Linked DNA regions of Mus musculus: all the other regions are linked to region 2. Evidence: chromatin loops called from intact Hi-C (ENCODE). Cell type or tissue: left cerebral cortex. All regions are shown on one strand.

Evidence for each region. Peaks named below come from ENCODE experiments on the same cell type or tissue, not always from the same donor. Only the 100,000 strongest peaks of a DNase experiment are listed, where the experiment ranks them.
Region 1: a loop joins it to region 2, with 4 times the contacts of the local background. A loop is called at or near these places in 13 of 42 quality-filtered maps.
Region 3: a loop joins it to region 2, with 2.3 times the contacts of the local background. A loop is called at or near these places in 6 of 42 quality-filtered maps.

What each region holds. Positions count from the first base shown.
Region 1 is chr1:80,599,724-80,607,723 of GRCm38, forward strand. Dock10 (dedicator of cytokinesis 10) reads right to left here. Exons shown (of 56, transcript NM_175291.4): 5 at 6,830-6,902; 6 at 6,442-6,564; 7 at 6,068-6,202. Among named protein-coding and RNA genes, the nearest start is that of Dock10, 150 kb to the right of the region's middle. In left cerebral cortex, no CTCF peak of the experiment used is centred here; DNase peaks (open chromatin) are centred at 1,011, 3,561 and 6,585.
Region 2 is chr1:80,719,591-80,727,590 of GRCm38, forward strand. The region is part of intron 1 of Dock10 (dedicator of cytokinesis 10); the gene reads right to left. Among named protein-coding and RNA genes, the nearest start is that of Dock10, 35 kb to the right of the region's middle. In left cerebral cortex, a CTCF peak has its summit at 3,268 (motif pointing left); DNase peaks (open chromatin) are centred at 745 and 3,260.
Region 3 is chr1:80,537,121-80,545,120 of GRCm38, forward strand. Dock10 (dedicator of cytokinesis 10) reads right to left here. Exons shown (of 56, transcript NM_175291.4): 32 at 6,221-6,396; 33 at 5,980-6,096; 34 at 4,108-4,219; 35 at 3,337-3,458; 36 at 3,124-3,238; 37 at 2,965-3,031; 38 at 2,690-2,737; 39 at 1,663-1,764. Among named protein-coding and RNA genes, the nearest start is that of 1700016L21Rik, 95 kb to the left of the region's middle. In left cerebral cortex, a CTCF peak has its summit at 294 (motif pointing right); DNase peaks (open chromatin) are centred at 4,182 and 4,544.

The sequences.
Region 1 (8,000 bases), 120 kb before region 2:
AATGAGCTCCAATGATCTGCCTAATTTTACACTGCAGACTCAGAATTAGAGATGCATGTTGTGGCACCCAACTTTTACATGGGGTTTCTAGGAATCTTACTTTGGTACCTCGTATTTTTCTGCAATCATTGACTAAGTTATTTCCCCCAAACTCCTAAACTTACATTTTAATAAGGTGTCAATAGACTAAAGGCAGAAATGTGTGACTATAATATAATGTGAAATAATATATCATTGATATAATAGAATGAGGCATCACTCAGTGATAAATGTACTGCAATGTTAATATATATATATATATATATATATATATACATACATATATATATATATTCTTTCAAGATAGAAACCATAGTTTTTCCTATATCTAGTTTTTCCAATGATCCATGCACACATATGTATTAAACTGTTCATGAGCCTATCATTTTTGAGTTTCTTTTTCCATGTAAGTTCTTTAGGATGATATCATATATATATATATATATATATATATATATATATATATATATATATATACACTAGTTTTTTATGTAGTAAATACAGTAATCTCATGGACTGTTTTCTATAATCTTGGGAATTCCTCTACCTCATATCTAATTTTGTCACTTATTAGTTCTGTGCCTTGGAAAGACACATTTTCTCTTAGTTCTATTTTGATAAACAGGACAATAGTAACATGTACCCCATCAAATATATCAGATAATATATTAAATGGGTAACTACCTTTCTGGTTGTTACTATAATAGGAAATATAAATCTTCAGTTAGTGCCAGAATTTGTTAATGGAAAATGTGAGGACTATATATGGCTTCTAAATCCATTTTATTTCAAAATTACACTACTCCCATGTGACTGTTTTTAGTTGGGAACAACCCCCCTCATTTTTCTACTTTTAAGGAAGCTCTGCATCTCATACTCAGCCTCAGTTGACGCATGAAGTGGGACGCCTAACCTGCAGAAAATATTTTATCCTCTAGCCTTTTACTAAACACATGTAGTCATTTAAAAAAGTTCCATATCCATGGGCTGGCTGGGATGAGTCAGATCTGTAGGTGTCACTTCACCATCAACTTGAGCCAATGTGACACGCTTTTAGCCACTAGCACTGTTGAGATGGAATCTCAGACATTCGGGGTTCCTGAGCCATTTTCTTCAATGTTGGCAAGACCCGAAGTGTATAGATGAATGGATGGCTAGATGGCTAAGCAAATGACTGAAGAATGCCTGAAGGCCCAAGATTAGGTAATCCAAATGCAAATATTCCTTAGTCTCAGGATAAAAGAGAGGCAGCAATTTGTTCTAGATTGGCCTATAATGAAGATATAAAACTGTTTACTGATAGTCTAAAAAAAAAAAAAACATGGTTAGTATTTTGTTTGTTAGCATAATTCAAGAACATGCAAATCACAAACATCTTTTAATATTCCTGAGAAAGTATTGACATTTCCCTCTCCTTGACTTCTCCCTTGTGTTTTATAATTCCAATAATTTTTCATGGGAAAAATAATGGTATAGATTGAGTACAAATGAGGCAAGCTAAAATGCTATATTCACTAAAGGATTGTTGGGAGCTAAAACCATCCAGTGGAAAAAAGACAGCATTTTCAACAAATGGTGCTGGCACAACTGGCGGTTATCATGTAGAAGAATGCGAATTGATCCATTCCTATCTCCTTGTACTGAGGTCAAATCTAAGTGGATCAAGGAACTCCACATAAAACAAGAGAGAGTGAAACTTATAGAGGAGAAAGTGGCGAAAAGCCTCGAAGATATGGGCACAGGGGAAAAATTCCTGAATAGAACAGCAATGGCTTGTGCTGTAAGATCGAGAATCGACAAATGGAACCTCATAAAATTGCAAAGCTTCTGTAAGGCAAAAGACACTGTCAATAAGACAAAAAGACAACCAACAGATTGGGAAAGGATCTTTACCTATCCTAAATCAGATAGGGGACTAATATCCAATATATATAAAGAACACAAGAAGGTAGACTCCAGAAAATCAAATAACCCCATTAAAAAATGGGGCTCAGAGATAACAAAGAATTTTCACCTGAGGAATACTGAATGGCTGAGAAGCACCTGAAAAAATGTTCAACATCCTTAATCATCAGGGAAATGCAAATCAAAACAATGCTGAGATTCCATGTCACACCAGTCAGAATGGCTAAGATCAAAAATTCAGGTGACAGCAGATGCTGGCGAGGATGTGGATAAAGAGGAACATTCTTCCATTGTTGGTGGGATTGCAAGCTTGTACAACCACTCTGGAAATCAGTGTGGTGGTTCCTCGAAAAAATTGGACATATTAGTACCAGAGGATCTCGCAAGACCTCTCCTGAGCATATATCCAGAAGATATTCCAACTGGAAAGAAGGACACATGCTCCACTATGTTCATAGCAGCCTTATTTATAATAGCCAGAAGCTGGAAAGACCCCAGATGCCCCTCAACAGAGGAATGGATACAGAAAATGTGGTACATTTACACAATGGAGTACTACTCAGCTATTAAAAAGAATGAATTTTTGAAATTCCTAGGCAAATTGATGGACCTGGAGGGCATCATTCTGAGTGAGGTAACCCAATCACAAAAGAACTCACATGATATGTACTCATTGATAAGTAGATATTAGCCCAGAAACTTAGAATACCCAAGATACAAGATACAATTTGTAAAACATATGAAACTCAAGAAGAACGAAGACCAAAGTGTGCACACTTTGCCCCTTCTTAGAATTGGGAACAAAACACCCATGGAAGGAGTTACAGAGACAAAGTTTGGAGCTGAGATGAAAGGATGGACCATCTAGAGACTGCCATATCCAGGGATCCACCCCATAATCAGCTTCCAAACGCTGACACCATTGCATACACTAGCAAGATTTTGCTGAAAGGACCCAGATATAGCTGTCTCTTGTGAGACTAGGCAGGGGCATAGCAAACACAGAAGTGGACACTCACAGGCAGCTATTGGATGGATCACAGGGCCCCCAATGGAGGAGCTAGAGAAAGTAACCAAGGAGCTAAAGGGGTCTGCAACCCTATAGGTAGAACAACAATATGAACTAACCAGTACCCCCCTGAAGCTCATGTCTCTAGCTGCATATGTATCAGAAGATGGCGTAGTAGGCCATCATTGGAAAGAGAGGCTCCTTGATCTAGCAAACTTTATATGCCTCAGTACAGGGGAACACCAGGGCCAAGAAGTGGGAGTGGGTGGGTGGGGAGTGTGTGTGTGGGAGGGTATGGGGGTCATTTGGGGATAGCATTGGAAATGTAAATGAACAAAATATCTAATTTAAAATAAAACAAATGTGTTCACATTTTAAATTAAATTTGGCAATAAAATTGAAAAAAAAAACTTGAACTCTCAAAAGGATCTTAGAAGTTAGGTAGCACTTACTGAGGCAAAGATTTTATTCTGTTTCTGTTTCTTTTTTTTTTCTTTTTTCTTTTTATTCAAGAGAATCTGGTAAAGATCCATGAACAAAACAGATGTGACTCATCCTAGTTATTCATTTGTTCTGTGCTTTTGTGTATGTGTGATTCATCCCCAAGCACAAAATGTGCCCAAGAGCTTACTAGAGCGATGGTTAAAATTTGCATGATCTCTTTTGAAATTTCCTTCCCAGGAGTAAAAATGTGTAAGTCAGGGAGAGCTGTGATGTAAGAACTGGGGCTACCATAAGGTGACAAGTTCCCCGATCTGTGTGTTCCTGCCCCAAAGAGACTGACCTCAAAGAACTGGAGACCCCTGCTCCCATAAAGGGAGAAGATTCTGTGAAAAGTCTTGATTAAGTTCAGGGATCTATCAACGAACTCTTTAAAAGACACATATGTAAAATCTATCTTGCAGAACCCTAAAGACGTAGATACTCTGTAGATTCTATGCTGTGACTCCAGAAGATTCAGAAAGGTTTCATGTGTGAAGATTAGCTTTGAGATGTTCTCCTTAAGAGAGTTATTATTCTTCTGCATGCCAGAACCTGCCAGAGACCACCATTCATATCTCCAAGTGTCCTCTAGGGATGCGGAGTAACAGCAGCCATGTTGCTCCGAGGTAAGCAATCCTCTTGCTCTGATGTCTGTCTCTGACTCTGACTTTAACAAGGAAGTGGTCCCCATGCTTCAACACTGTTCCAAGCATAATATAATCACTAAATAAAGTACTGAATGAAGAATGAGTTCATGACTAAAGATATGGATTAATTAACATACTAGGGATCAGTTTGAAGAATGCAAATCACATTTTACTAGGGGGCTTTTCTACAGTAGGGTATCTTTCTTTCCAAGTCATGAACTATAATGGGGTCAATCAGTGAAGCAGGGTGTGGACACATAATCACCTAGATATTTCCAAAGTCTTTGCACATTTATTTCAGTTTTATGTATAAGAATCCTGAGGTCAGAGACTGAATGAGCATCTCAGGAGCTCAGGATGTGAACAGCAAAACTAGGATCCCATGGCTGACTAGAAGAGACCAAGCTTCCACTTGCTTTGTCAGGTTCTTCCTGAGACAATGGTTTAATGAAGCAAAACCCAAGTTAGAGATGGTGAAGACGGGCATTTAGAATAGCCAGATCAGAACATACAATGGTGTGTCTGATCTCCGAAGTATTGTCAAAGATTTTGCAAAAGATTTTGAGGCCAAAGAGTCTCCCTTTGAGCAGTCAACAATAGACAACCATATCCTTTCTCCATTAGGATCCTCATTGCCCTTTCCACATGGAAAGCTGGCTTCTGCATTAAAACGCAATTAGCTTTCCCTTCTAGCAGGGTACTGAGCAACACTTAATTAATTCTTAAAGTTCAGCCTTATTACTTCCTGGAGGAGTTCCAGACTTTAACAGATGAAGTGTCCAGAAATAGCCTAGGCCTGAGAGGCTGCAGACAACACTATTTTGCATCTATAGATCTTAGTATCCTCCATAATAGTTCAGGATGGAAACTCAGCTATGACATTACAGGCTCTGTAAAGGTCTGGGTCTTACTGTAAAATTTGAGGAGTGATTGCTACAATACTTAATTGCTTCAACTTTTAAGTAAAAAAAAACCCAGATTTTTATGTGTTTGTTTGTTTGTTTGTTTGATTTTTAAAGAAAGGGCATCCAATGTCCATGAACTGGGAGATAACCACAAAATTCTTCTTCTTCTGCTTGCCACATGCAATATTAAGAACAATAATTTGAAGGTCAGGAGTTTCCAGAATAGTCTTGTCTGTAAACTCTTGGCACTCAAAGGAATCTGTGACTGTAAAGAAAATCTCCACTTCAAAGACAGATGATGTGTGTATAAGTGGAACTTATTACCTGGTAATAAAGGGAAGATGGTTTGTAAAGTATATACACCAAGCTATGTGACTGCCATGTCTCCCTCATGAATTTCATTAGTTCAGTGGTTTTCTAGGCTGTAGATGGGGTAAGGGTCATTTTCTTCTTGTGCTTGAGGAAATAGCTCAGTCTTGTTTAGACCTCAGGACTCAGGGCTTACTGCTCCCACATACCCTTTCTTCCATAGATCTTTGAGTCTCTTTTTGTTTTAATTATTTTTGCATCCTTTCAAAAATGCCCCCTTTCAAATATCAATATTCCATTCACATCCAAATACCACAGCGTACATCTTGTCTGACCTTCTGCTCACCTCTTTTTGTTGCTTTTCAGTGAAAAAAACAAAACAAAACAATTGATTCCACTGTTCATTTGATTCTTTGCTTCTCTCTCTCCTTCTCTCTCTCTTTCTTTCTTTCTTTCTTTCTTTCCTTCTTTCTTTCTTTCTTTCTTTCTTTCTTTCTTTCTTTCTTTCTTTCCTTCTCTCTCTTTCTTTCTTTCTTTCTCTCTCTCTCTCTCTCTCTCTCTCTCTCTCTTTCTTTCTTTCTTTCTTTCTTTCTTTCTCTTCTCTTTACTAAAACTTACTTTTGTGGAAGTATGGATCTAGACTATGTGTTTCTCAGCAAGTTCCCAGAGGCTAGAACAGCTCTTGACTTACAAGATATATTCTAAGTGTTTACTACATGTATCATGCAACAAAAATATAACCACCATGGGGAAGATGATTTTTCACTCACCTGTACTACACCTGTGCAGGAATCCAAAAAGATGCAGCCCTTGGGCTCTTTGGATATCTTTTCATCTTTGTAAAAGTTCATAATGTAGGAGTTATCAGGCAACTGAGTCAGCTGGAAGTAGCGCTTTTTGAATGACTAAAGAGAAGATAGGAGAGAGTTTGAATTGTGTTACACTGTTACTCATGGAAATGACAAGGCTTCAGATTAATTTTATCAGCAGAGCATTGCATTTAGAGCAGAGGCTCTGACTTCTGTATAATTAAAATATTAGAGAAAACATAAATTTCATGCAAATGGCTTTTCTCCATGCTGTGCCTTGAGAAGGGATATACAGAAAGGTGGAAGATCCGGGATTGGTTTTGAAGTGTCCTTACCCGAACAGTGACAGTATTGTTCACAGTGCTGTTAAAATTCCCCTTGTAAAGCCAGCCAGACTTGAACACACCAGTACCTCCAGCTCCCCCACCGCCCTTGGATGATGAGTGGGATGTGGTATCCTGAAACAAAAGTCATCATTAGCAAGGCAGCCAAGCCTTGCGGAGCCCAGATCTTAGACACTGCACTTAAAAAGGAGACTTCTTTTCCTCCTTGACTCATCCGTAATAATCGTGTTCCCTGTCAAAACAAACATGATTCATTTTGCCTAAAAGCCCCAACACAACCGGCTCCTGCTGCTCACTAGAAAGAGATTACAAAGAAGCCAGTGCAGCCAGGAACTAATTGCCCCCATGCTTTAACCTGTCCCTTGCAACAGCCACTTACTTCATCCTTATCAGCATCTTCATGGTCAACCTCAAAGGAATGTGAAGGAAGTTTCTCTGGCTTGTGTTCTGCTCTGATATTTAAAAAAGAAGAAAGAGAGAGAGAAAAAAAGTCTATTTTGTCATTTGATTATCTTGCTTCTGTTTTCTTCCATTCCCAAGATCACACCGATTCCATTAACATTGTTTCAGGTTTTGTAAGCTTTGCAACCTTAATATCTGGGGGTTCTTTTTCTCTGGGAAGTGTTAACTTTCCCTTTAGGACCTTGTATCTTATCTCTACTAAGTGCACATTTTAAATGGAGGAGTTATTTTTTTTATTACGTATTTTCCTCAATTACATTTCCAATGCTATCCCAAAAGTCCCCCATACCCTCCCCCACCCCCACTTCCCTACCCACCCATTCCCATTTTTTTGGCCCTGGCGTTCCCCTGTACTGGGGCATATAAAGTTTGCAAGTCCAATGGGCCTCTCTTTCCAGTGATGGCCGACTAGGCCATCTTTTGATACATATGCAGCTAGAGTTAAGAGCTCCGGGGTACTGGTTAGTTCATATTGTTGTTCCACCTATAGGGTTGCAGATCCCTTTAGCTCCTTGGATACTTTCTCTAGCTCCTCCATTGGGAGCCCTGTGATCCATCCACTAGCTGACTGTGAGCATCCACTTCTGTGTTTGCTAGGCCCCGGCATAGTCTCACAAGAGACAGCTATATCTGGGTCCTTTCAGCAAAATCTTGCTAGTGTATGCAATGGTGTCAGCATTTGGAAGCTGATTATGGGGTGGATCCCTGGATATGGCAGTCTCTACATGGTCCATCCTTTCATCACAGTTCCAAACTCTGTCTCTGTAACTCCTTCCAAGGGTGTTTTGTTCCCAATTCTAAGGAGGGGCATAGTGTCCACACTTCAGTCTTCATTCTTCTTGAGTTTTATGTGTTTAGCAAATTGTATCTTATATCTGGAGGAGTTATAAACTGATGTAGATGTGTACATATCTTTTTGTATTGAATGAGAGAGCAAAGAGGATGGATATAAGTCGTAGTGTTTTGCCCCCCCCCCTGCATTCTGAAGCAGGTTACTAAGCAATGACACTTTTGTGAGCGTTTCTGGGTCACCAGTATGTGACATATCCAATGTCACTGGATGATTGCACAAGCAGCCTCAGGCATGA
Region 2 (8,000 bases):
TGTCTGTCTGTATATGAGATACAAGCACTCTTTCACCCATTTCCTGTAGCTCTCCTTCTAGTTCCGGAAGTAGATACCCAGTGTTTCGGAGCAGAAACAGGCTTATGCCAGGGGCTTGTTAGCCAGACATCCTAGCCAAAATGTCCAGTGAGAGATTTCAACGCCATAAGGTGAAAGACAGTCGAAAATGAAACTCAAGGAGACTTTGGCTTCTGCATAATAGGGCTCACAGCCAGAGGATGCTAGATTTGAGGATTGACTCTGAGAGGGACAACAAGTGGCTGAAATAGAGTAAAGAAACCAAATGGAAAGAGAGCAGAAGGTAGGTATGTGCTCATGGAGATAGGGTCACACTCTGTCAAGCAGAGAACCAAGGTTCTGGCTGCCTTTTCTCTGTGGGTTTTTTTTCTTGTGTCCGTTTCTAAAGCTGCAAAATTCCTCTACTCGGTCAGATTTCCCAGGGACCCGTACAGAGGCTCCCATGCTTCAAATATTTCCCTTCTTAACATCACCTCTTTCTTGTAGCTATTACTTTCCAGGAACAAAATGAAGGGGACTGGACAAGTGGCAACCCCCTTCCCATTCCTAGTTAGAAGTTTACACACTATAAGGTTTGTTTTCATATGCTTCTTTAAAAAAATTGCCTCTGTTGCTGGTGTGTGAGTCAACACTTAACAGCTGAATGAAAATAAATGAATGAGTAGCAAAGGCATATCACCAAGATGTCTCAGAAGCATCTGGGATTTCTTGGCTCAACATTCTGGTGTTATTTGTATGCTTGATGTTCTCTTAAAATATTTGCATAGATCCACCCCACATTCTCCTTTCTGATGAGAGGGAAGTTCTTGTTCCTTTAGCCCCATTTCTGTGAACTCTTGTCTTCCAGGGTCATACTCTGTCAATCTCCATCCTCCCCTCTGCTGGCTTTTTCTAATAAGTAGCACAATAAATTGTCTTCCACATACTGAATAAACAAATAACATCTCCTTTAACCTTGAAATGTCTGTGACACTCTTTGGCCTTCCCTTGTTGGCAAGCATCCAAAAAAATTCATCTATAGATCCCACATTTCCCTTCATCATTGTCATTTATTTTTAACCCCAAAGTGTCTACTACCAACAGTCAACATCACCAAAGGTGTGCTGGAAGCCCCAGTAAATGATTTTATATAGACAAAAGGTAGTGGGAGTTCTTAGATGCATTTTCCCCTACAAAGCATTGTTCTTGAATTCTCATAGAACTAAACTTCCTGTGAGGATCTTGTCTAGGATGGCATTCACAAGGCCACTACAGTGAATGATACTCTGCTTTGTGACATTAGCATATCAGCTTTCCTTCCCTGTTGTCTCTCTTTCTCTCTTCTCATTGAGTTAGTATTTACTGTGCTGTTCGATGCTATTCTAGGTCCTGAAAATAGTGTAATATGCACTGGGACACAGATAGCTTCCCTTGCCCTCATATACATTGGTAAAAACAATGTATGTATGTGTGTGTGTGTGTGTGTGTATAGCATATATATGAGTATATATGTATATATATGTAAAATTATTCTTTCCTGAGGTAATACTATTCATATATATATTTCTTCATTAATTTTCATGGATTCTTTAGAGTGTTGTATGATTTGTTGACAAATTTTGATAAAGAAAATTTTAAATTTCAAGAAGCAGCCTTTCACAGCTTCCCAACTGAGAATTGCAACTTTACGGAACCCAACAGTGGACACTAAACTGTATTGCACTGCGTAGCAAATGCTCAGACAAGCTCAGCATGGGTTGAGAGCATTATTGTGTGCAGTATCACAGCATCCCTTGGATCATCCTTCAGACTGCATCCTGTCTGATGTCACATGGCACTAAAGCAATTAGTGTTAGACTCACAAGTGACCTTGAGATAGAAACAAAGAGGATTGTCAAGGCAAAAAGAATGTGACTTTCAATTTTATACACCTTTTGTTCAAAAACACAGTGTCTCTAAGGAAGACTTATGATGAGCCTTTTGAAGCCACAAGAGCTATGTCTTTTCAGCTGTAAAACAACATTGAAATCATCCATTTCTCTCTCTCTCTCTCTCTCTCTCTCTCTCTCTCTCTCCCCCTCACCCCCCCCCCACAAGTTTTGCACATCATAGAAAACTGACTTCAGTTTCATTGATGCATTTTCTAATCATCTCTTGCTGGCATTTAAAAACTCAAAGGAAGATTCATGAATGTTAAAGTTCTCTTAGCATCTAGAAATAAATGCTTTGTTCAGAACAATCCTTGGAGAATCATAATTATTATCAAAGTCCTTCATGAAAAACTTCAAGGAGAACACTTCAAAACTGGAAGAAGTGACGGTATCATCCTGAGCATTTCCTGTTCTTGATTCACGGACAGCTATCGTGCCACACTTGTCAGAAGGCCAAGAGAATTTTTAACATGTTCACAGTGTCTCAAGGATGTCCATGTCATTATCAGGGCTGGATAAAGGGGCTGAGATGTGCCAGCTAGTGCCTCTATGCCTTCCTCTCTGAGAAAGGCATAGATAATTCAAGCTATTACTAAGGAGAAAAGCCAACCACTAGCAGCTGTGTTCATTTGCTTCAAAATGTGCTAATTGGAGAGCTCGCCTACTGAAAATGGTTTAATGCTATCTCATGTAAACAACAGGCAGATGAGGACTTTTATGGGCACTGGAGTTATCTTCAGAGTTTTAATCACTGAACTGTGGAGAGATAATATTTCATTCTATTCCAATTGTCATAGCTACCACAAACAGGGTGTCATACTCAATATAAACTGATTGTTTATATTTTGAATGGATAGAGAAGTCCTGGACCAAGTCACTGGTAGATTTAGAGTCAGAAGAGGGATCTGCCTTCTAGGTTACACATGTTAACATCCAAGTTCTCATTTGCTGGAAACAGCTGCCTCAGGCTTGAGTCCATTGATAAGGACTATGCTGCCCTCTAACAACTGGACTCTCATTCCCTCGATCTTTCTGGTTTCACTGCTTTGGTGTTAAGATTGCAACATTTGAATTCTAAGAAGGATAGAGAACTTTTGGACCACCATGGCTATAGAGGGCCAGTCAGTTCAGTCAAGAGGTTTAGATGTGGTGTCTAAGAAGCTATCTGCTGTTGGCCATGTGTGTTGGATAACTGTTATGGGGTAGAAAAATGAAGATAATAAGTTCTTTAAAGACGAGAGGCTCAAGCTTCAGAAGCAAACAGCCTTAGAAGGTAACTCTGCTGGCATTTTCCACATAAGCATCGCCCCCTGGTGTCCACGCAGAGAGGACGCTTCAAGAGCTGTCTTGTAAGAAGGAAGTAATGCTATCCCTAACACCATTTACCCATGTTCTCATTTATCCAGGTCTTAGTCCCTAACTGCACTGCTGATAAAGGCAGCTACAGCATGCAGCATCAAGCATCATACTGAGTTTAAGACAAAAAGCTTCTCCTACTTCTGAGTGTCCATTATTGACAGACATATCATTAATATTTTCCTGGCAGGGATTTCATTAATTTTTCAGTTCTCCTGAACAAATGAGAATATTGAAACACATTGTTTCAGAGGCTACTGGTTACACTGAAAATGGCTACACGATATCTCAGGAGGATGTTCAGACACTCAGCCAGTCAGTCATTTATATCCACAGATGGAGAGGAGTGACAGACCCTGCTTCTCACAGCTTCCTGGACTGGAGGAGTTAAGATTGTCCTAGATTCTCAGTACTCACTGAAGAATTGGAATGACCAGATCCGTGTGGTCTGCACCAAGTGGACAGATAACAACTGACAACAACGACAATGGCAAAGACGATGACACAATGGTGAGGACCACATGACCATGATGATTACATCATAGCCAAAATCCCTGTCAAAGTCAGATCAAGGATTTATAAACTATGGGGGAAAGAGCATCATCTTTCTTTTGTTTCAAACATTCCAAACGGAGTCTCAGAGATGCTTCTCTGTGAGTCACAGTAGAGCTTCCTGTTGAATGCAGCCTGTTCTCTCAAAAGTACGTGTCATAATGGCAATATTAAGAGATACTTAATAATCATGAAATGATGACTAGCAGTTCTCAAGCTCCCAATATCCTCCCACTCCCTTATTTAATCTGCAACACAAATACATTGTTATTACTATAGTAGGCTGAATGGTACCCTATCCCTCAAGACATGCCACCTTCAAATCTCTAGAACACAGAATGGGTCCTGTTTTCAAAAACACAGGTATTTAGAGAGAAGCCATAGGTCTGAAAGTAAGGACATGCTGGATCACACAGAGCAAGAGACAGAGAGTGAAGAGACAGAAGAAAAAAAAACACACAACAACAACAAAAAGCCTTTAAAAGATGTAGGCAGACCCTAGAGTCATATAGTCCAGTCCCCAAATATCTGGTGCTGCTACTACATACTGGGAGAGGCATCACAGACCTGCCCCAGAGATAGAATAGACTTACTGCTTTGCTTTCAGACTTTGGCTTGTGACAAGGCAAATTTCAGATATTACAAGTCACGTGGTAGTCATCTGCACTAGCAGCTCAAGGAAACTCATGCATTCTCAAAGTTGAGAAAGCTGAGGCTCAGAGAGTTTGAGGTAACTTCCCAGAGCTGCGCAGCTAAGCATTCATGTGTGGAAAATAGGGTCATGTTCTAACTGATAGTTTTCCTTACTCCCCCTGTGTTCCAATGACAAGGCCACAGGTTGGCTTCCCAGTCTGCAAAGCATCTGTTTACCTAACAGGGAAGCAAGAATGCTGAATGTGTGCTGAGGCAGAGTTTCAGGGCAGCTTCATCCTGCAACTTTCTGCCTTGAGAATCAATTTTTGTTTGCATTAAAAGAGCCATTAGAGTCTATACATCAGCAATTTCATTCATGTGTGGCCTAGCTTCTCAACTAAGGGATAAGACTGTTCTATACTTGGCCCCCAACGGGCCTGTTTTATTCCTCTAATCATAAGTATAATCGTCTTTACTCATGCTGGGCAATAATACAACGGAGGATGAACATTAAGTTAAACATAAAAAGAGTCTCAAATCAATCAAAGCATCTCATGAAAGTAATTTTAGAAAGGAGAGTAAATTACAGTAGATTTGGAAGGGAACTGAAAGCTGAGACCTCACATTCCTGCTAGGAAAAAATAACCTTCAAACTATTGCACCATGAGACAAAAATTTCAACACCCTCCAGCGGAGTAGGTTAAGGGTTACAAACCCCTAAGAGTACAAATTATAATTTTACACTCCATCAGGAACAGGTTGTCTTATTGTCCCCAGAACCTCCTCAAGTCAGCAATCTCTGTTGTAAGGTGAAATTCAAGAGGAGGTAAAACAAGATACGTGATTCAAACAGCACAGTCACAGTCTCGAGGATAAAAATGTCAAAGCCAGAGGATGACCTGGTGCAGTGAAAGAGATGACAGACAGGGACTTTAAGGATATATTGATAGCCAAGAGACTGAGGGATACACAGTACATCACAGAATTTATCAAAGGTATGAGAGAGTAGATTCTTTGATCTGTTGCCTTACTGTCTACTTTGTTGTAGAGGGTACCATAGCAAGATGGCTTGAGAACTCGTGGGAAAGGAAACAGGGTACCAGAGACCAGCAGAGATCAAAGAGACCAAATCCGGCCACAATAATCTTGTTTCACTTTTCCTTGGTCTAAGAGAGGAAGATTGTGCGAATTTTAGGAAGGCATCTGATAAGATGTCCCACTTGTTCCTCTAGACATCGTTGGAGGGTGGTTTATAGCAGCATGGTGCTCTTGGAGCCATTAATTTAAACAAACACATGTATAAAAATTGATGCCAGGGCATGTGAACACTTTTGGTGATGACATGAAGCTAGTAGCAAAATTAGTGGGTTGAAATAACCAAGATCCTTAGTGTTCTCATATGTAAGAATAGTTTACTCTTCAGGAAGGCTTAAAAGGAAATGCTAGCTAAAGTAAAAAAATCACAAAGGAAAGACAGTACTCAACAGTGTGTTTATAAAAAATATTTAGACATCAGTAAGAACTAGCATGAAGTAAAGAATAGAATGTTAAGTTATATTCACAGAACAGTATTTTAAATAATGAATGGGCTGACAAGATGGCTCCGTAGGAACTTGTCATTAAACCTGATGTCTTCGATTGGATCTCCAGGGTTCTCATGATAGAAGGCAAGAACCAGCTCCTGCAAGCTGTCCTATGCCCTCCACAAGCTCCCCATGATGCAAATCCACCTACATAACCACACCCACTTATAATGAGTAAATAAATAAACAAGCAAATAAAATAAAGTTAAAGTTTAAAGCAATGAAGCAAATAAATAGGCTTTCTTCTTACTTTCGATACTATGGTTCCAGGAAACAGACTAAGACAGATATGGACAAACAAGCCATTGAAACAGAAGTAATGGCTTTGAGAAATGTGCAAAGGTGGCACACAAAGAAGCCTGATTACCTCTGAAAAGATATGCCTGTGTGAGATGCTACAGTTAAGTGCAAAACGTTAAAGTACCTGGAGCTGGAGAGATGGCTCAGAGGGTAAGAACCTTTGCAGAGTTCCTGCTGTGGTTCTCAGTGTCCACATGATGGCTCACAGACATCTGTAACTCCAGTTCCAAGGGCTCTCCTTCTATAGGTACTGAAAGCATATGGTACATATACAAACATGCAAGCCAACACTCATACACATATCTTTTTTGACTGAAAAAGTTGTGGTCATAGTCAGTAATATGAACTGTGTTCTTTAAGAGATCCTAGTTTTGTAATGGTGTGGCAAAAGCTAAAAAAAAAAAAAAAAAAAAAAAAACAAAACAACAACAAAACAAAACAAAAACCCAACCAACCAACCAAAAAACCCCATAACAACAAAAGGCCCACTTTTATGTTTATGGTAATATAATATATTCAATATACCTCAAAGGCATAAACGTAAAGCAGCTGATGGAAGTTCATGAGATCTTTTCCAACTCGATATCATCCAAAATGTCCTAGAAACAAAAGCTTTACCCTGAATGGGATTGTTCATTTATCATTGATCCAATAACCATTTCTTGAGCAAAGATTCTTCATGTGTAGTGCTGTGTGGCTTTAGCAGTTAATAATTTTTCCCCTGAGCCAGTATTCTACCAACATTGTAGGCTAACTTTATAAGAACTTGTGTGCTTTAAGAAGACCAAAAACATCTTTGTTAATACTTAAACTTTTTAATACTCAGCTGGCTCTTTTCTCTCAAAATTTGAGAATCTTCTGTGACATATTTTAAATATCTTATTTAGTAATTTATATTTACTTTGGCTTGGGTGATAATCTATATCTTAGATTAAAAAATCAAATATTCCTTTCAGTTGAAAAATTTCTATAAAAAACAGAATTTAGCTAGTTTGAGTTTGATTTCATCATACTCAACCTTTTACTTAAGTCAACCTATTCATTTCAGCATTTCTCCCTACAGGTACCAGATCATCATCAAAATTTCACGGGGTAACTACCTAACTTTCCATTAAATCTCCAGTTGGGAACTCTCATCCCACTTCCTCTATTAAGGAGAACAGAACTCTCATCATGCACTGAAGATCATCAGTCACAGAGATGGCAAACTATGGCAAAATTCTAGAAAGTTCTGTAGTCGTACAGAATCTGTATTATAGATGAAAGTGAATTGTAAGGGGTAGGTCATGTAAACGACATGACCCAACTGAAAGCAGAGGTCCAATGATTGCACCCCACCACCCTATCTGACACCCCACTGTCTGCTCCTTAACAGGTGTTCCCTCAAACTTGAGGTAGAACTGAAATGAACAGCGAGCTGGGACCATGCTAATGGGACAGGACTGTGTTCTTTCACAAGCTTTCATTTGCCGTAACCCTCATACAATATATTCCCAGTGAATTTACACTCATTGTGTTTGTGTGAAGGGTCTAATGGTGATACATTTACATAATCATCCAAAGCTGGAGACTGAAAGAGTTTCGATCTCATATGAGTTCATGAAGCCAGTGGCCAACATAGGAAACA
Region 3 (8,000 bases), 180 kb before region 2:
CATCTAGAGTAATGAGTTCTGGGATGTATGGCTGGGATGTTGGGGATCGAATTTCTCTCCCAGGTTGCCCATTGCAGTCTGAAAGTGAGGGAAAAGCCCTGGTTTCCAGGAGCCAGCAGGATCTGTCCAGTCTACAAGGAGGACACTTAATACTTGTCCATCACAGATGGCAGACTGTGGTGAGCTTAGGTGTGTTACAATTGCTATGAAACATGTGAAGTAATTATTTTTTTTTAAAGATTTACTTTATTATTTTATTTTATGTGAGTACATTGTCACTGTCTGCAGAGAGACCAGAAGAGGGCATCAGATCCCATTACAGATGCTTTGTGAGCCACCATGTGGTTGCTGTGAATTGAACTCAGGACTTCTGGAAGAGCAGTCAGTGCTCTTAACTGCTGAGCCATCTCTGCAACTGTGAAGCAATTCTTTATTGTGTTCTTTTGTATTATAGTTTGCAAAGCAAACCCATGATTACATCTTTTAAAATTATTCTCTCACTAGAAGCCCACTTCTATAGGTCCCCATGGATGGCAGCAATATTTATTTTGTTATTTATTGATGATATACAGTTTCCTATTTCTTCCTAATGCTCCTCTCTAAAATACCCACATTACATATTCTTATGAGAACCTGAGAAGAATAAATCAAACTCAGGAAAGTTTGGGGAGACAATTTTTAATTGTTAGACCAAGAGGATCTTGGAGCTGGAATTTCAGGGCAAGTGATTCTGACTGGGCAGGTATAGGAGGGAGTGAGCAAGGTCTGCAAAATTGGAGATCAGCTAGCAACTAGATAATCTAAGGTGACTCGTGAGGATTCTCCGGCTTCTTTGTGGCCTCTGTTCCTTTAAAAACCATGAGTTTCAAGAACACTAAGAAAATCTTTTAATCACTTGTGAGACTAGGCCGGGGCCTAGCAAACACAGAAGTGGATGCTCACAGTCAGCTATTGGATGGATCACAGGGCCCCCAATGGAAGAGCTAGAGAAAGTATCCAAGGAACTAAAGAGATCTGCAACCCTATCGGTGGAACAACATTATGAACTAACCAGTACCCCGGAGCTCTTGACTCTAGCTGCATATGTATCAAAAGATGGCCTAGTCGGCCATCACTGGAAAGAGAGATCCATTGGACACACAAACTTTATATGCCCCAGTTTAGGGGAACGCCAGGGCCAAAAAAAATGGGAATGGGTGGGTAGGGGAGTGGGGGAGGAGGGTGTGGGGGACTTTTGGGATAGCATTGGAAATGTAATTGAGGAAAATACGTAATAATAATAATAAAAAAAAGAAATCTTTTAATCACTCATCAGAACTGGAGTCATGATTCCAGAGTGCCTTTTTCCTGTACTGCTAAGAACTAAGGGGACATTTTATTGGCATTAGGCACCCCATTAGGTTTTTAGCTAAATAGAAAGGCCTATTAATCCTCATCCATTCAAGGTGTTTGCTTTAACTGAACATAAGCAAACCACAGTCCTTCATTTCTGTTTTTAAGCCCATGAGGGAGCTGGAGAAGCAGCTAAGAATTTTCTTCAGATAAACATATTAACTGCTTAAAACCACATGTACATATATGAATGTCTCCACCCACACACATGCATGTTCACATATAAACGACATACGTGTGATTTTAAATACCGAGCCAAGGAGATATTACCATTGTGACAAGAGACCTGATGTCTGGCAGGAAGGATTGGATCCCTTCAGAGTCCCATTGTTCTGGGTTGACTGCACAAACTTAAACGCTGCAGCGATTTTCCTACAAAGAACACAAGTTGAAAGCACAGCACAGCTCCACATTTACAGTTTATATATAAAAACAGAATGACAAGTGACAAGCAATTACTGAACAATGAGACATTTCATATTCTGTGAATTAATGAAAAGTAAGGGGCTGGCTCACGTGGTGAAGTACTTGCTATGAAGGAAAGCCTGAGGCCCTGCCTTCTGAACTTCAGCATCTATGTACGTGGAGGCTCATCTGTAATCCCAGTCTCAAGATGCAGAATCAGGGATCCAGCGGGCAAGATGGCTAGCTAGAATAACCATATTGGTAAACTCTGGCTCCAGATGAAGAGATGGTGGCTCAGTATTTTTGGTAAAGAGAGTTTGAGGAAGACACCTGATGTCAAACTCTGGTTGCATTCAAACACACACAGCCCAACACCACATATATAAGCAAACTCAAAATAAAATTAACATTTCAGTTTTTTTCTGAGAATAGGAAATTAGAGGGCTTTGGATATTCTTGTATTTGTGATGAATGGTGCCAGCATGAAGTAGTTGTAGATTAATTTTTGTTTTTACCTTACTGAAAGTATGTTCTTAAACAGATGTTTCACCCATAAAAATTTATCTATCTATATATCTATCCATGTATCTATGTATCTATCACCAGCAGCTATTATATCTATCTAATCTATCTATATCTATCACCAGTATCTACTATATCTCTCTAATTCATCTATCTATCTATCTATCTATCTATCTATCTATCTATCTATCTATCTATCTATCTATCTACCCCTTCCTGTGTCTGTCTTTATGTAGGGTCTGGGCACCAAACCCTGGTCTTCATTCTTGCATGGCAAGTACTTCACTAACCGAGCCATATTCAAAGCTTCTATAGTTTTTTTTTTTATATAAAAAGACTATATTAGTCTACTAGAATTTAAAACAATTACCTTATTATATTGCGTTTCCCTAGGTATCTAAAATTCTGAAGACAAACGCTAGAAAGGGGAAAAAAGGCATGCTTATTATTTACATTCCTTAATTTATACATATAACATAACAATTCATCTAAATATATGGAAAGAAAAATAGCAAATTTTCTTTGCATATTCCATATACTATTGTTGATATTTATTTACCATAGGGCTTCTTTGAATGAAGAGTGGCATAGTGAGCTATTTTGAAAGTTCCACAAAATAAGTTATTGGATCAACCCTAAACTTACTCCAAGATGCTGAAGAAGTCTGACACCTCTGGACTGGGTGCTCTCTGCCAGTAGGCAATCAGAGTCTCTAGAAAGGAACACAATATGGCATGAGGCTCTTGGAAATGTAGGTTTCTTTCTTTTTCTTCTTTTAAACTGACTTGAAGACATTCCACTTACCATCTGAAATGGTCTTCATAATGTGAAGAAAACACATAAGAAGACTCCTGGTTTCTGCTTGATCTAATTTGTCAAACCGAAGCGTTGACCCAATCAAAGACAAGGGCCTTGGGATCTGGGAATCAAAGGACCAACAGGGATAAGAAAAAGACTGAGGGCGCCCTGGATTGTAGTTGCAGTGTTTGACACGTGTGGCACAGAGGGTAGCTGCACCTTTTCACAGTTGTCTGTCTTCTCACTGCTCTTCTCTGTGGTACTTGGGTTGGAGTCGAGGCTCGCTAAGGACGCTCTGGAATCTGCATGGTTCACTGTAGAAATAGCTATTGATGAAAATGCTGCAAACAGAAGCCACAGCACACATACAGTGATGAGATGTATGAGCACGAACAAGGGCAAACATGGGGAAACAGGTTTGCTCATTGCTGAGGTGGGTACAGGATTGGGAAATAGAATCTGGGATTGACTTGGAAGCGATGCAACATTTAACGCATTGCAATGGTGGTCATGATGGGTCTAGAAACATCGAAACTGTTTTAAGTGCATTTAAAATTTGTTCTTTGGATCTCTTAAAATGAAAAAAAAATATAGACAAAGATAACTCTTATTTTAATAGAAGATGGTTTGGAGGAAGGAGTGTTTAACTTGACAGTTTATGCGAAATAGAAATGACATTTTGAAAATGGTTCTTAATATAATCCTTGAAGCTGAAGAGCTATTATATTTTTAAAAAAGCTGTGCATAACAAAAAGCAAAAGACAGAAGAATAAAGTAATTTGATAATATCTGAGCAGACAGCCCTTTAAGCTAAGCAGAAGTGGACGTTACTGGATGACATTCAAAGGAGTACATTAAGGACTAGTTATACAGCATGGTGTACTTTGCCAGGTATATTATGCATATGAATTATGGATAGGAAACATCATGATATACAATGTAAACACTGGTGAGTGGTAAACATGAGTGTTCTCAGCAGGTCCCGAGTACCTGCTATGGAATTTAAAACATCTTTGGAAAATGATGTATCCACAGAAGTTGCATGTTTCATGGACGTCTGAGTCTGGAATCCTCCATTAGTGCTGAGGTCATCTCTAGATCCCTGCATTTGGAGTGGAGAGGAGAGGAATGAGAGTTAGTGGGCTTCGGCATGGTGGACCATTGTGCCTTTTACATCCTTCCTAATCAGTCATGCTGTTGGATATTTTATATCCTAGCAAAGATGTTCCACTAAAGTTGGCAATGAAAATGAATATTGTGAAGAGCATAGTTATGTTCACAGTTTGATTTATTTTTTTATGCAAAGTGTTAAAGTTTTTATTCTTTTACAATTTCCTTCCTCCCACTAAGTCCTCCTCACATTATTATGTCTTTCGCCTTTGTTTCTGTCTGTGACTCATTGGATTTCACAGAGTCTGGTTGAGTAGGCATGGGTTATCCACTGGAGCATGAGGAACTCAGAAATGGCTGCATCCTTGGAGACAAAGCATCCCTTTTCTCCAGCCTCCCTCCACAGCCCTTAGCTCCCCAGTGTAGGCGGCATCCCATGATCCTCCTTCCCACATCTATGACTGAATGTTTACTGGCTCAATCTTATGCAGGGCCCAGTGCAGGCAATCATAGCTGTTGTGCGTTCCTGAGTTAAAAGCCATGTCATATGACAGCATTACATAGCTTTTCTCCTCAATGTTTGGCTTTTAAATTCTTTCTGCTCCTTCTTCTGGGAATTTTTAAAATGCATGAGAGTCAATCTTTTAGATATGGGCTGGAATAATACCGATATAGCAATTATTAAACTATAGATTTAATTATCATCATTATGTATGTGTACATATATATACATATACATATAACCATCAGTAAGGGACTAGATTTCAAATCTGTATGTTCTGAGCATCTTGGCAAGTGTTTTCTGTTAGACAATTTAATATTAAGGCACTTTACTCTGTGTTAGGCATTTTATCTCAGTCTACAAATATGAAAACAGGCCTAGATAACTTGAATAACTCTCTAAATGGTATGTATATGTTACATGGTGCTGATGGGATTTGATCATCTGAAGGCATGATCCTAACCTTTTGAAGGTTCTATCTTGGACGGTCAGTGTATTCAGAGTGTGTTCGCCCTCTCTCATGAGTTTATTTTTTATGTATGTATTGACATATTCATGTATGTGTGTATACAGGAGCACATGGACGTGGAGGTCAGAGGTCAATGTCAGGTGTCTTCTTCCATCACTTCCTACCTGACTTTTGTGAGCAAGGTCTCTCAACAAACCTGGAGCATGGTAGAGTTTGCCTGGCCAGTGAGCCCTAGGGAATTCTCTGTCTACCTTCTCCGTGTTGAGATAATAGATTCATGTCACACACACAGCCTTTTACAGAGGTGCTGGGGATCAAAGTCAAGTCCTCATGCTTGCAAACACTTTACCAACTAAACCATCTCTGAGTCCCTTGAATAGTTTTCTATACTGCCACCATACTGGCTGCGTGGACAATTGTCACAACGGGCCACACTGGGCTTTTGACCATATGAAACACTTAATTTCCATGGGGAAAAATGGGGAGCAGTTGGCGAAGAATGAACATTGAAGCTAAGGCCATGGGAATATCATACAATCTGCAGAAGCTGTGCAGATGTGAAGAGTGCTTCAGAGAATAAAAAAGAATGAAAACAGTTCCAAAGAGAGGGACGGGCAAGGGGGGAAGCTGTGAGGACAAGCTGTATTGATCGAGCGTTTGTTGGAAATTGTTTAACCCTAGCTTGCTTACAAGGAGGAAGAAATGGTTATACAACCCATAAATATATAAATAAGAGGAATTACTTAAGGAAATGGAAACTTGGAGAACTGCGCAAAGGTACCTGATTGGATGTGTTCACGGTGAAAGGATACAGGTCCTTCAGGTAGATTCTTGGCATATTGTCCAGGAGCATACCATAGAGCGGCATGTACAGACTCGCTATCTGTGCCTGCTTCCTCTAGGTGAAGGCAGACAAGAGAAATGATTCACGTGAAAATCAATAGGCTCAGGGGTTTCATATTCATTTAATGCAGTGGGCCATTAAACGGTGTTTGGGGGAGAGAGAAAGAAAGGCGACTTACAGGTTCCCTGTATCGATCATCGAAAGAATGCTTAGCCATTAGATTTTTTAGGACAGCTAAAGCTAAGTGCCTGATGTCTTGGTCCTCCTGCAGGGCAAAGCCAACTTCTCGGAGAAGAATTCCAATTAAGAAGTGTTTGCGGCAAAATTCATTTGTGACTGAGTACTCAGGCATATCTTTGAGAGGAAGAGAATATGTTATTGAAAACTGAATAGCCACTTTAGATTACAAAAAGGCAGATCAAACAGTTCCTAAAACCTCTGCCCTCAAGTAGGAGGGATTCTACAAGATAGCCTTGCTACAGAGATGTGGCCTGCTGTGACCTTGGGATGGGAACATGTTTGTTGATGTAAACACAAGCATAGATACTAACACAGCACAGTTAACAGTCACGGCCTATCGAATGGCCGGCCCACATCATTGCAGGGGCTAAAATGTAGACGTATTTTGTGTCTGTTGGGATTGAGAAAGGTTCTAGGAAAAAAGGGCTACATTGAGTTAGACCTTGGAGGATGCTGGACAGTTCGGGCTTATTACGGGAGTAAATGGAGGTTGGGGAGGATATTGGGAGAGAGGGAAGGCTTACTTTCAATGGCACAGAGTTCTGAAACACAGACAGGTATGTGGAAGCAGACATGTGTGAGGGATTAGTGAGTACAGTGGTCAAAAGAGAAGGCCTAGGAATCCAGGCTTGAGATATTGTGTGTGTGTGTGTGTGTGTATGTGTGTGTAGATGGTGGAGAAACCTAAGAACAAATTCTGTATCCAGCACTTAGGTCCTCCTCATTCAAGTTCTCTAGGAGTGGCTAAGACAAGAAGGGATTCTCGTTTGTTTGTTTGTTTTTATTTTGTTTATTTGTTTTTTTTTTTTTTGTTTTTTGTTTTGTTGAGGCTTGTGGGGAAGGAACAACAATGGGCTTTAGAAGTCAAGGAATGCAGGCCCACATGATTAGCACAATCAGGATGGGTATGCCTTGGAGAGGCAGAGCCTTGAGGACTCTGCATCTGAGGGCTTCCTGCTGTTGTGTCACTCTGCTTGTTATCCTTGTGGCCTTTACATTCTCCCTAATATATGGGTTGTAGGAAAATTCTAGGGGGCTTCTAGCCCCTCACTGGGATGCATCACTGGCACTCACAATGATAATGCTTGATCTCTCTCAGGCATTGCTACTGGAGCAGATTAATGATCCAATCCCCGTCCTTGGAAAGAATCTAGGAATGTAGATTGCCAGCAATGACCACCCTTAGAATATATGCCCCAGTACAGGGGAACGCCAGGGCCATAAAAGGGGAGTGGGTGGGTAGGGGAGAGGGGGTGGGTGGCTATGGGGGACTTTTGGTATAGCATTGCAAATGTAAATGAGCGAAATACCTAATAAAAAATGGAAAAAAAAAAAAAGAAAAAAAAAAAAAGAAAGCATTTGGAAAAATAGATTGTTGTTGAAGTTAGGTTAAGATGTTTCTGATAGTGGCTCTGTTGTAGAAAATCTTAGGGAACAGTTTTGAGCTCCAGAGAGGCACAGCACACTCTTCCTGGTTGAGCTAGGGAGTTTGTTGAGGTCAGGGAACAAGAACAATGGCAGCCTGACCAGCACTGGCTGCCTCTCTTGCTGAAGCAAGATCAAGGTGGTGATTAACTTCTTTTTCTCATTATTTGCTCTCAGCTTTCTGATCTGATTTAATACAAAAATTGTTCAATGACTAGATGTGCACCCTGAGGATTTGAAGTAGATTGTATTTTATAGAAAGCTTTAGATTTGTCATTCCTTTAAGATTTTTC